2 separate regions of the Homo sapiens genome follow, and region 2 is linked to region 1. Evidence: read pairs that join two places in POLR2A ChIA-PET (ENCODE). Cell type or tissue: PC-9. All regions are shown on one strand. Each heading gives the region's core, and the rest is flanking DNA. Links, peaks and the distances in the headings are about the cores only.

Region 1 (5,379 bases), core at 280-5,279:
CACCTGAACAATGGCCCCATGACTGGTTGTGCCTCATGGGACCCAGGAGATGGAGAGACGCAGCCACACCTCATAGGAGCAGGGCGGCCAGCCTCATTCTCTGCCAAATCCGCAGCGCCCAGCACAGTATCTGGCACATGACAGGCACTCCAGCATCGCTGAGTGCACAGGTTAACAAAAAGCATAAAGTACCTACTAGGCTCCTTCCCCTGCTCTGGTTATTGCATGGGTTCCGCCTAGAGGACTTAACTGAAATGTAAAGAATTGTTGAGAAGAAGGAAACTCCAGGTTTTTGTTTTTGGTTTTGTTTTTTTTTTTTGAGACGGAGTCTCGCTCTGTTGCCCAGGCTGGAGTGCAGTGGCGCCATCTCGGCTCACTGCAAGCTCCGCCTCCCAGGTTCACGCCATTCTCCTGCCTCAGCCTCCCAAGTAGCTGGGACTACAGGCACCCGCCACCATGACCGGCTAACTCAGTCACTGCAGGCAAGTTCAGCTCCGAGGTCTTCCACTCATCCACCGAAATGGACAGAGGATTCCTCTTCTCGCGGTTTCAGAGTCCCTTTGTTAGGGGCGGCTCTGGAATTCTATGTAGAAGGGAACTGACGGGTAGCAACCTAGGAAACTCATTAAAGCTGCATTGCAATAGCAAACGCAATATATTTATTTAGCTTGTGTGATCTAAACTTTTAAAAATATCAATCTTTCCAATTCACACTTCCCATAAAAATTGAAGAACGTATATTTTAAGGTGGTTTAAAGGGGCTGTTGGGGATTATTAGGAGTAAAAGGCATTGCACAGAGGCCATCTCAGAGCGCCATCGCCAAGATTGGGTGGTCTCCGGACGCAGGCACAACCTGGAGATAAAGAGGCTCGCGCTTGGTACCCGCCCCTTTGCGAAGGGCAGGTGACACCTAGGCTGCGGGCGGGCGGGGGACCCAATTTCGCATGCGCGGGGCGGTGTTGGGGGGCGGGGCGAGCGGCTGCCTCGCGGATTCGCGCGGGTGGTGAGAGTGGCCAGCGAGGGCAGCGTTCGCCGCCCCTCAGGCCCCGTCCCGGCGCCGCAGCCGCCTGCGTTTCGGTTTGTGAGCAGGCCCGGCCGGGCCAGGAGCGAGAGCGAGACTCTGGAGCGGTCGCCGCCGCAGTCGCCCGGGCCGGGAAAGGCGGGCGATGCCCCCAACCGCCGCTCGGGCCATGTCCGAGGGGCGCGCGTGTTGTCGCCGCCGGGGCGCCGTGCCCGCCTGTCGTCCCCCGGGCCCAGCCGCTCGTCCGAGGCCCGCGAGGAGCTGCGCCGCCACCTCGTGGGCCTCATCGAGCGCAGCCGGGTGGTGATCTTCAGCAAGAGCTACTGTCCCCATAGTACTCGGGTAGGCGCGGCCCTCGCCGGTTCCACCGCGCGCGACCGGGCCCGCCACGCGGACGCCACCCGGGGCAGGGCGGGTCCGGGCCGGGGCGCCCGCGGGTCCCGGGCTGCGGCGGTGAGGTCAGCCGTCCGTCCTCTCCTCTCCCCGGTCGTCCCCTGAGGTGGGCTTGTGATAGTTTATCAAAACAGAAACTCTCCTAATTGCGTGACCTCGACCCGGGTTAGGACCCTGTGCAGAGCCTCAGTTCCCCCGTTTGTGAAACGAAGGTACGGGAAGGTTGTTAGGACGACTGAGGTAATTTCAGCTTCATGCACACTGCCTTAACTTTTCGGGGCGGACTAGGAATCCGGCATTATTTCTAAGGACAAATGTATTCTGTGTTTAAGAATACTTCACTTAGAAACGAGCCTTTGGGTGATAACCTACGTGTAAGGTACAGACTTTCAACGTTTAGGAATTTACTTCATTTTACAGAAAGTTGAAAAATGATACGTGGAAGACAGTATGCAAAAGCATAAACTATTGGGTTGAGTTCATGAAATTATAGGCTGTGTTTTTCAAATATATTTGAAGTTTACATTGATGTGTATAGTTTCTTAAAACATATATTATGCATATATATTTTTAAGAATAATAAAGTGACACTAGTACTGTAGAAGCTTCCTTGGCTGTCTCCTCCCTCCCTCAGGGTTAACCACTATGCAAAATTTCCTTTTTTTTTTTTTACATTTTTACCAAATATATATATTATTCATCAATATTTGGTTCCTTTTGGCCTGTTTTGGGACTTGATATAAATAGAACCATACATACATAGGTATTCTTCTGCAGTTTTCTTCCTCAACAGTTATGTTTCAGAGATTCATGCATGTTAGTATCTGTAGCTGGGGTTCATTAATTTTCGTTGCTGACTATTCCCTGGGATGAATCGTACCGGAGTTTATCATTCTGCTGTTTTTGGTATTTTGGTCTTAAAAAACAGTACAGCTATATGTTTATTCTTGCACGTAACTCCCAGCGCATTTATAAAAGACTTAACTCTAGAATAGGTATCTTGAAGCTGAGTTGCTGGGTCATAAAGGATGCATGATTTCTACCTTAGCAAGGTAATGCCCAACTGAGTTTCCAAGTAGTGATACCAATTTACTCTGCTCCTAGTTTGGAACAATTCATCTTGCTCTACATCCTTGCTAACAGTTGATATTTTTAATTTTTGCCATTCTGGCAGTTTTGAAATGGCATTCCATTATGGTTTGATTTTGCATTTCCCAAATGAAGTCCAGTGTGTTCATGCATCATTTGAGCTTCCTCTTCTGTGAAATTATATAGCGTGTTTTTCATTTTTTTCAGGCCTTTTGCCTATTTTCCTATGCAGTGGTTTTTAGTTGTTTGTACTGACTTATTCTTTATATATTTAGGATGCTTATTCTTTGGTTATGTATACAGTAAGTGCTCACTCAACATTGTTGATAGGTTCTTGGAAACCAACCTTAAGCCAAATGGCATGTAACAAAACCAGTTTTATTGTAGGCTAATCGATAGAAATAAGAGTTAAGTTCCTATGGCATATTTCTGACCACAAAAAGAAATCACCAGACTTTTAAATAAAGACCCAAAACATGTCTAATATTAAACATTGAAATAAACGTGAGCTATACATACATTTAAGAGAGATTAGTGAGAACAAGGAAGAAAATTATTTACCCAATTTCTGGTGAGTCAGGAGAGGTTGGGTTCTAATGGTGGTGGGTGAAATAAAAAAATGTTTGCAAAGCAGAATTTTAAGGAGCACCTCGTGCCACTGGGCAGTTCAAAAACAAAATCAGAGTCCCTTTGTTAGGGGCGGAGGGTGCACTGCATTCGTTATTGTTTGCATCTATATGATTATTGTCTACTTGATGAAGTTTTATTTGGCAATAATTTATATTTGCTTATTCATTCCTTTTCCAACCCACTTACTCCATTTCAGGGTTGCAAGTGGCCAGAGCCTATCTTGACAGCTCAGGGTGTTAGGCGGGATCCAAACCTGGCTGGGACACCATCCCATTGCAGGTGCACTTGCACACACACCCACACTCTCTGTGACTGGGAAAATGTAGATACACCAATTAGCCTAACATGGACATCTTTGGGATGTGGGAGGAAACCGGAGTACCTGGAGAAAACATGAAGAGAAGGTGCAAACTCCACTTGACAGTGGCTCTGGCTGGAAATAGTTTTTTAAATCACTGTTGTAATGAAATAATGTTATTTGAGGACCTGCTGCTGTAGAAAATCGGTCAGATTTAGCTTCCTTTTTCACTCTTTTTATGGGATTGATATGGTTTGGATCTGTGTCCCCACCCAAATACTGAAATGTAATCCCTAATGCTGGAGGTGAGGCCTGGTGGGAGATGAATGGATCATGGGGGTGGATTTCTCATGAATGGTTTAGTATCATGCCATTGGTACTGTCCTCATGATAGTGAATTCTCATGAGATCTGGTCATTTAAAAGTGTGTAGCATCTCCCCACCCCACTGTCTTGCTCCTGCCCTGGCCATGTGAAGTGCTGGCTCCCCCTTTGCCTTTTGCCATCATTGTAAGTTTCCTGAGGCCTCCCAGAAGCCAGGGAGATGCCAGTATCATGCTTCCTGTAGAGTCTACAGAACCGTGAGCCAATTAAACCTCTTTTCTTTATATATTACCCAGTCTCATATTTCTTTATAGCAATGGGAGAACAGACTAATACAAGGATCTATTCATTAACTGAAGTTTGTAAATTTAATGTATTTGCTTCTATCGTTCTTTTCCTTTTATGGCTTGCTTTTGGTGTCTTTTTTAAGAAATCTGTTTCTATTCAGAGATCATAAAGATATTCTCCTGTTTTAGCTCCTGAAAATTGAATAGTATGCTTTTCATACCTACATTCTTGACGTCTACTTGGGATTGATATTAGTAATAGGAGTGGGGATTCAGTTTGTTTTCTTCTTTGTGACTTCTCAGGTGTTCCTGTTTCCTTTTTTGGAGACCCCATCCTTTCCACACTAGTTCGTATGCTCACTCATCATTGATCAGGTTCTCATGTATGTGTTGGACTATTTCTGGGGTCTGTTTTCTATCTATATTTCTTAAGAGTTGTCCTTTGTAGTTTGCATAAACACCAAGAGATCAGAACTGTCTGTCTACTGCTGTATTACTGGGGCCTAGACAATAGTGTCAGGCACATAATGTAGGGTGAATTATCTTAAATAATGTTAGTCAAATCTTTCCTGATACAGAAAAATCTTAGGACAAATGATCCTCTATTCTGTATGTGTTAACATTTTCAGTAATGTGGCCACCATTTTGAGTCCCATGACATATTTGGACAACTCTGATTATTGGAATTTTTTTAAGTGAAGCAAAATCTGCCTCTCTGAAATATTTATTCATTCTTGGAGGTGAGCATTGCTCCAGTGGGCAGAATTAAGAACCTTGCTTCTGCTTGGAAGGCAGATCTTCCCGTACTTTCGCCAAGTGTTTTTCTTGCTTGACTGAGTAGCCTGCTTTCTTACATGTCCGTCTTTACATGTGGCCGCTCACTAACTTGGTTGTACAGTTTTCTTTTTGCCCATGAACCTCTTAAATGTATCCCCCAAAATTAGACACCATATTCCACATATGTTCTTATCCTTGCAGAGTCAAGGAGAGAGATTTGTTTCTTCATTGGGCTGCTAATGGCATTCAATAAGTGTTATTGGGTGCTTAGTGTTGCAGAGACACAGAAATGAATAAGCCTTGGTCTTGCCTCCCATACGCTCATAGTCTAATTGAGCTGTAATCAACCAGCTTGTTTGTGTAGAAAGAAGTGCGTAAGAAAAACAAGAGTTGTGGGAATAAGAGATAAAACAGTGGCTTCTGTGGAGGATCAGAACAGTCTAAGAAAATGCCATGTAAGCTGGTCCTTGAGAGTCTGTAGGTAAGAAAGAGCATCTAGTTAAGAAACTAGTATCAGCAAAGATAGATAACGATAAAAGGAAAATAGTATGGCTGAGCAC
Region 2 (5,379 bases), core at 311-5,310, 220 kb before region 1:
CTCGGCTCACTGCAAGCTCCGCCTCCCGGGTTCAGGCCATTCTCCTGCCTCAGGCTCCTGAGTAGCTGCGACTACAGGCGCCTACAACCACGCCCAGCTAATTTTTTGTATTTTTAGTAGAGATGGGGTTTCACCGTGTTAGCTAGGACAGTCTCGATCTCCTGACCTCGTGATCCACCCACCTCGGCCTCCCAAAGTGCTGAGATTACAGGTGCGAGCCACCACGCCCGGCCGTTGACTTAATTTTTGAATAAACAAAACATCAACAGGGTTTAAAAGCCAAACTATATATAAAAAGTCTACTCAAAGAAGTCCCATCCCATCCCCATTCCCCGCTATGAGTAACAATTCCATTAGGTCCTGGTTTCTCCTTCCTGAGTTTCTTTCTGAAAAATAAGTGGATTCAAACACTTCTATCTTTTTCCCCCTTATTTTAGCAGAAGCACATTTTGGCCTCAGAATCTCAATTAGTGGTTGTTAATTCACAGGCTGGTGACTTAAAATCTTCATGATCTAGATGCTCCTCCTACCCAAAGTGCTTTGGATGCTGCTCAGATTCCATTGCAACCCGCTCCCTCTGCTCTGCTGACACTCTTCACCCTGCTGAGTCCGCTGGCTGCTTTCTCTCTTATCATATTATGGATCCAGGTTTTTCTTTCTAGACTTTCCTCATAACTCTTTTTCTTCTTCAATCATTTACACATTTGAAAACTGCTCTAAAAGAGGAAAGGGATCTGTTTATCTTAATGGAATAAATGTATTCTATTAGAGTCCGGTTGCAAAATGAATTTCTGTGATGCGACATTCACACATTCGTTCACTTTCCAGTGAAGTTCATTCCAGCCCACCAGGGGAAAAGTGGTCATAGGAGATAATGATAACACATTTAAAAGTACTGCCGATATTTTTAAGATCACATGTTCATGAGGGAAGTGAGGTATTTTCAATAAAACACTGCCAATAAAACATAAAATGTTAACAATTATACCTCACCACACTTTAAAAAATGTCACAAAATACAAATACCAAGAATGAGAGTACAACACTGTCACAGTTCTGGCAGGCTGGCCTGTTAACTCACACACAATTCCCAAGTACAGACAAACATTCCTGGGGTTCTGGCAATGGAGGCCCGTTTCTTCTCACCAGACTCAAACAAGCTTTGCATTATCTCTTCTTCCCAATGCCTTGCTGTGCTTCTGTATCATTTGAACTCATCAAGCTTCTTTCTAAACACCACCCACACCAGTAACACCTGCACTGGGTACTGGGGTCCCTGAATATGTGATTAGAAAGCAGTCTTCTGCAGCAAGCACCTTTGCCCACTAACTCATATAATGAACATTTCTTGAGCAGCTACAAAGAAGCAGGCTATATGAGCTGACACTTAACAGTGCTCAGAGTAAGTATTATTAGCCATTATTCTAGGCCAGACAAAGTCACTGGCTAATATCCAACAACCACCAGCAAACTACCAGATTCTACAATATATTCTATTTATTTTACTGAAAGCTGTTGTTCTCATTAGATGCCATTAGCATATCAAAAAATAATAGCTGAGTCTGACCATTTTAACAAGAGACAATGAGATGATCCATATTTCTCCTGGGAGAAGAGCAGAAAGCACAGGACCCTACAGGTTTTCATGGCAATATTCCTAAGGGAGAACATGTGACAGGATGTGATTTTTCTGATATTTCAAATCATTTTAAGAAAAAACAAAAATACAGTGCTTTGTTTGTTAGAAGACCTTTAACACACTGCATAAACTGCGAAAATACCTTTACCTCCCCGGGTTAGAGTCTAAACCCTGGGACTGTAGGATTCTAAGGACACTGACGCACCTCTAAACTGCCTGGTTTATTTAAAACTGCATGAAGTATGATGCCATCAAGAACCCTCACCAGAAGCCTCGGGAGTCTTTCATTAAAACACTACAAAACTTGAGCCCAATTCTCTCCAGCTCTTTCCCCTCTGCCCCTGGTGTTCCAAATTTCTGAGGGAAGCTCTCCCATGGCTTTTAGGTGCCACTCCATCACTGTAGCACGAGAGCAGTGCGCCAGCACCTGCCAGCTAGAGGCTCTACGTGCCAGCTCTCCATGTGCTCCCCAACAGTCCCAGGTGTCCACTGACAGGCCTGGGTCTCTGCTCTTCAGAAGGCAGGCAGCCCTTTCCCTGGCATAGCCTGTGGTGGCCAGCACCCTGCTGGACAGGCACACAGGCCACGGGTTCCCCAGGACCCATGCAGGGTGGGTACTTCCCCACAGGGCACCCTTCTTCCCTCTTCCTGCTCTGGATTCTGGTGTTGTGATGAGGAAGAATCACCCTTAGCCTGCAGGGTTCAGATTAAGGCAAGAGTCACACCAGTCTCACGATGGTGCAGCCAACACAGGGGCTAGGAAACACTGAGCTCCGCCCAGTGGGATCCAGAGAGGCTTCCTGGAGGAGGCAATGGCTAGGCTGAGTCTTAAAGGGGACACTGGTCAGGACAAGGTAGAGAGAACACATTTAATACAAGGTCCCAGAAGTACACAGAGATACCTGAAGGTGTACCAAGTGCACCCCAAGGCAGAAGCAGGTCCATTCTGCTGGTGGGAGCATGTGAGGTGGGGCCAGGGGAGCTGCAGGCAGACAGCCAGAAGGGGCTAGGACACCCAGGACCGTGAAGGACAGACCATAAGGATGGGGACCATCCTTCTGAGCAGGGAACTGGCAGGCTGTTTTGTGTGGTAATGAGAAATATGGACTTATTGAAGCTGTGGGACTAAAGGCAAGGAGACCACAAAGGTCCAGGTAACAGATGACGGGGCAGTATGGATGGAGAGGAGAAACAGTTCATAAATATTTAGGAAGTACGGGAATTGATTGAATACAAGGAAAGGGAGAGGAAGGAGCCCAGCAGACCATGAGTCTTCTGCTGTGGTAGTGAAAGTGGACCATTCATTGCATATTTCCCGGGGAAGATGATGGTTTCTACAGAGCACCTGCAGCCTCAGGTGATGAGGAGCCCTCCAGACAGAGCTGCCCTGATGAGTGCCATCCCAAGGCTACATGGTACACATCCTGACGGGCTCAGCTGCTTGTGCCCTCTCCCTGCCCAGACGTTGGCCAGCTCCATCTAATCTGGCCTGTGCTCTCCACACTGGCACGTGCAATGTTCTCCTCCTAAATTAATGGCTCCAATCTTATTCCTAAGGCATCTTTCAGGTTCTACTTTACCATGAACACTTTTAACTGGTCCTGAGAGCAGGAACACAGCTGTAAGGAAACACTTTTTAGACACCTGGTGTTACACCTAGAGTAAGTGGTAAGGCACACAGAGGAGCTGAATTCCATGAGCAGCCTTGAGAAGGACAGTCCTGAGGCGTCATGAGTTCCTGGGACGGCACTTCATAAGTGACATGGAAGCAGACTGTCTGGAGGGGACCCGACATGGCCCGGGATCCAGAGTAATTACAGCAGTGAGCTGGGTTCTGCGGGGCAGGGGCCATCTCCATTTCTGAAAGGAAATCTTCCCGCCCTTTCAAAAGACAAATCACAGCTTCAACAATGGAGGCAAGGGTAGAGATGTGAAGCCAGCCTGCCTCAGGTTTAAATCCCGCTTCTACCACTTAACAAGCTGTGTGGCCTTGAGCAAGCTACATACTCTCTGAGGCCCAGGTTCCCAGTGGTACAGAGGGAATACCTGCATCTACTTACTAGACCTGTGTGTGACTAGAGATAAAGCCCCTGGTGGAGTGCCTGGTACATAAGCACTCAAACAAAGGGAGCCATGGCTGGTCCCTCCATGCAGGTGGAAGAGAATGTCAAGGCCACAGACCTCTGGGAGAAGCCATCCTGCCTGCTCAGTGGTGATGCCTAGCAGGTGCTGCAGAGGCCACAGAAGCTGCAGAAGTTCTTATCACGGCACTCCAGCCAGCCCCAGCCCTGTGGATTAAGTTCCTTTGGCTGACCAACCTGAACCAACCTTAGCTGAACTGGCATCTCACATTCTGAATCAACAGCCATAGGGAAGGACAGGAAACTCATGCACTTGGAGTATTTCTGACCTCAGACAATGAAGTCTTCCCTCCTCAGCTCTTACTCTGCCAAAAACACTGGTGATATTGGTGAGGCGTGCACTGAATAATGGACTTGAAAGAATGAACAAATAAAGCAAGGCTGGGAGAGAGAGCTTCGGGAGAAAGAGGGGGAAAAAAAGACAAACCTTCTACTCACTGCACTTGAACAACCACCAGGTCTCATTCAGGCAACGCAAAAAGAGCAAATAGGCCTGCGGTCTTTTCCCAGCTCCAGCACTATCACTATTTCTCATCTAGAGAGATGATGCGCATGGCCTCCACTTATTCTTTGAATATCTGAAAACACTTTGCAAACCAGGATGTTTGATGTGATGGGGAATGCCTACTGGAAACATACAAGTGTTCACATGACAGTGGATATTTACGACCAGCCGTGTTCAAGGAAGTAGCAAAAGCAGCTGTCCCAGGACTGTAGATATCCTGCACAGTGCTGACAGAAGGTAGAGAGACAGTAGCCCCTGTCAAAAAAGTACACTCCTGTGTTGAGATGCTGAAACTTGCGTAAGCACAACTTGCCTTAGGCCACAACAGAGGAGAATTGCGGTGAGAAACGAGGGAAATCAGCAGTGTCCCTGCCTCAGCAGACCACAGCCCAGGGAAGGAGCAGCAGGGCAGGGTCCTCAACTGTTACTCGCCTGGAGAACATCCTGTTTTGCCCCTTGGTTCTAAAAGATAGGGATGAAAACCAGGGCTCTCCAGGGAAGCAAGGTGCAGGAGCTGAGACCAGTCCAGGAGAGAGGAAGCCTGTGAGTTCAGTGCTCCTGGCAGCTCAGGCAAGGAAGGTTCTATGCCTGGAGCCTGTGGATCCCTCATGCCAGGAAGAAAGAGTGCAAGGAATCCAGCTTCTAACCTAAGATTCTAAACAGTGTTTCTCAAAGGTGGGCCTTAAACCATCCATGTAGGCATAGGTGTGCTCATCTAAATGCAGATTCTTGAGCCCGAGCCTAGACTAGGACTCTGCGGTGGAAATCTTTTTACCGAGCACTTCAGGTGATTACGAGGTATACAAAGTTGCCCCAAATAGGATCTCTTCATCTTGGCACTTAAAAAAAAATAGAGCAGAGTTTCACAATGTTGCTCAGGCTAGACTCAAACACCTGTGCTTAAGCAATCCTCCCATGTCAGCCTCCCGAGAAGCTGGGTCTATAGGCTGGCCCCATGGTACCTGGCACTGTCAACATTTTGTGCTAATTCCTTGCTGTGAGGGGCTGTCCTGGGCACTGTAGGGTGGAGAGCTGCATCCCAGGCCCTTACCTAGTAGATAGATGCCAACAGTATCCTTCCCTCAGTCATGACA

The links. ChIA-PET counts read pairs that join two places held together with the same protein. Peaks named below come from ENCODE experiments on the same cell type or tissue, not always from the same donor. Only the 100,000 strongest peaks of a DNase experiment are listed, where the experiment ranks them.
Region 2: POLR2A ChIA-PET joins it to region 1 with 24 read pairs; 2 of 35 experiments call an interaction of 5 or more read pairs at or near these places.

Annotation. Positions count from the first base shown.
Region 1 is chr3:126,650,733-126,656,111 of GRCh38, reverse strand. TXNRD3 (thioredoxin reductase 3) reads left to right here and starts at 988. Exons shown (of 16, transcript NM_052883.3): 1 at 988-1,364. The coding sequence starts at 1,122. In PC-9, for the core only: no CTCF peak of the experiment used is centred there; a DNase peak (open chromatin) is centred at 981; H3K4me3 peaks cover 1,936 bases.
Region 2 is chr3:126,872,128-126,877,506 of GRCh38, reverse strand. The region is part of intron 5 of CHCHD6 (coiled-coil-helix-coiled-coil-helix domain containing 6); the gene reads right to left. Among named protein-coding and RNA genes, the nearest start is that of PLXNA1, 110 kb to the left of the region's middle. In PC-9, for the core only: no CTCF peak of the experiment used is centred there; no DNase peak of the experiment used is centred there.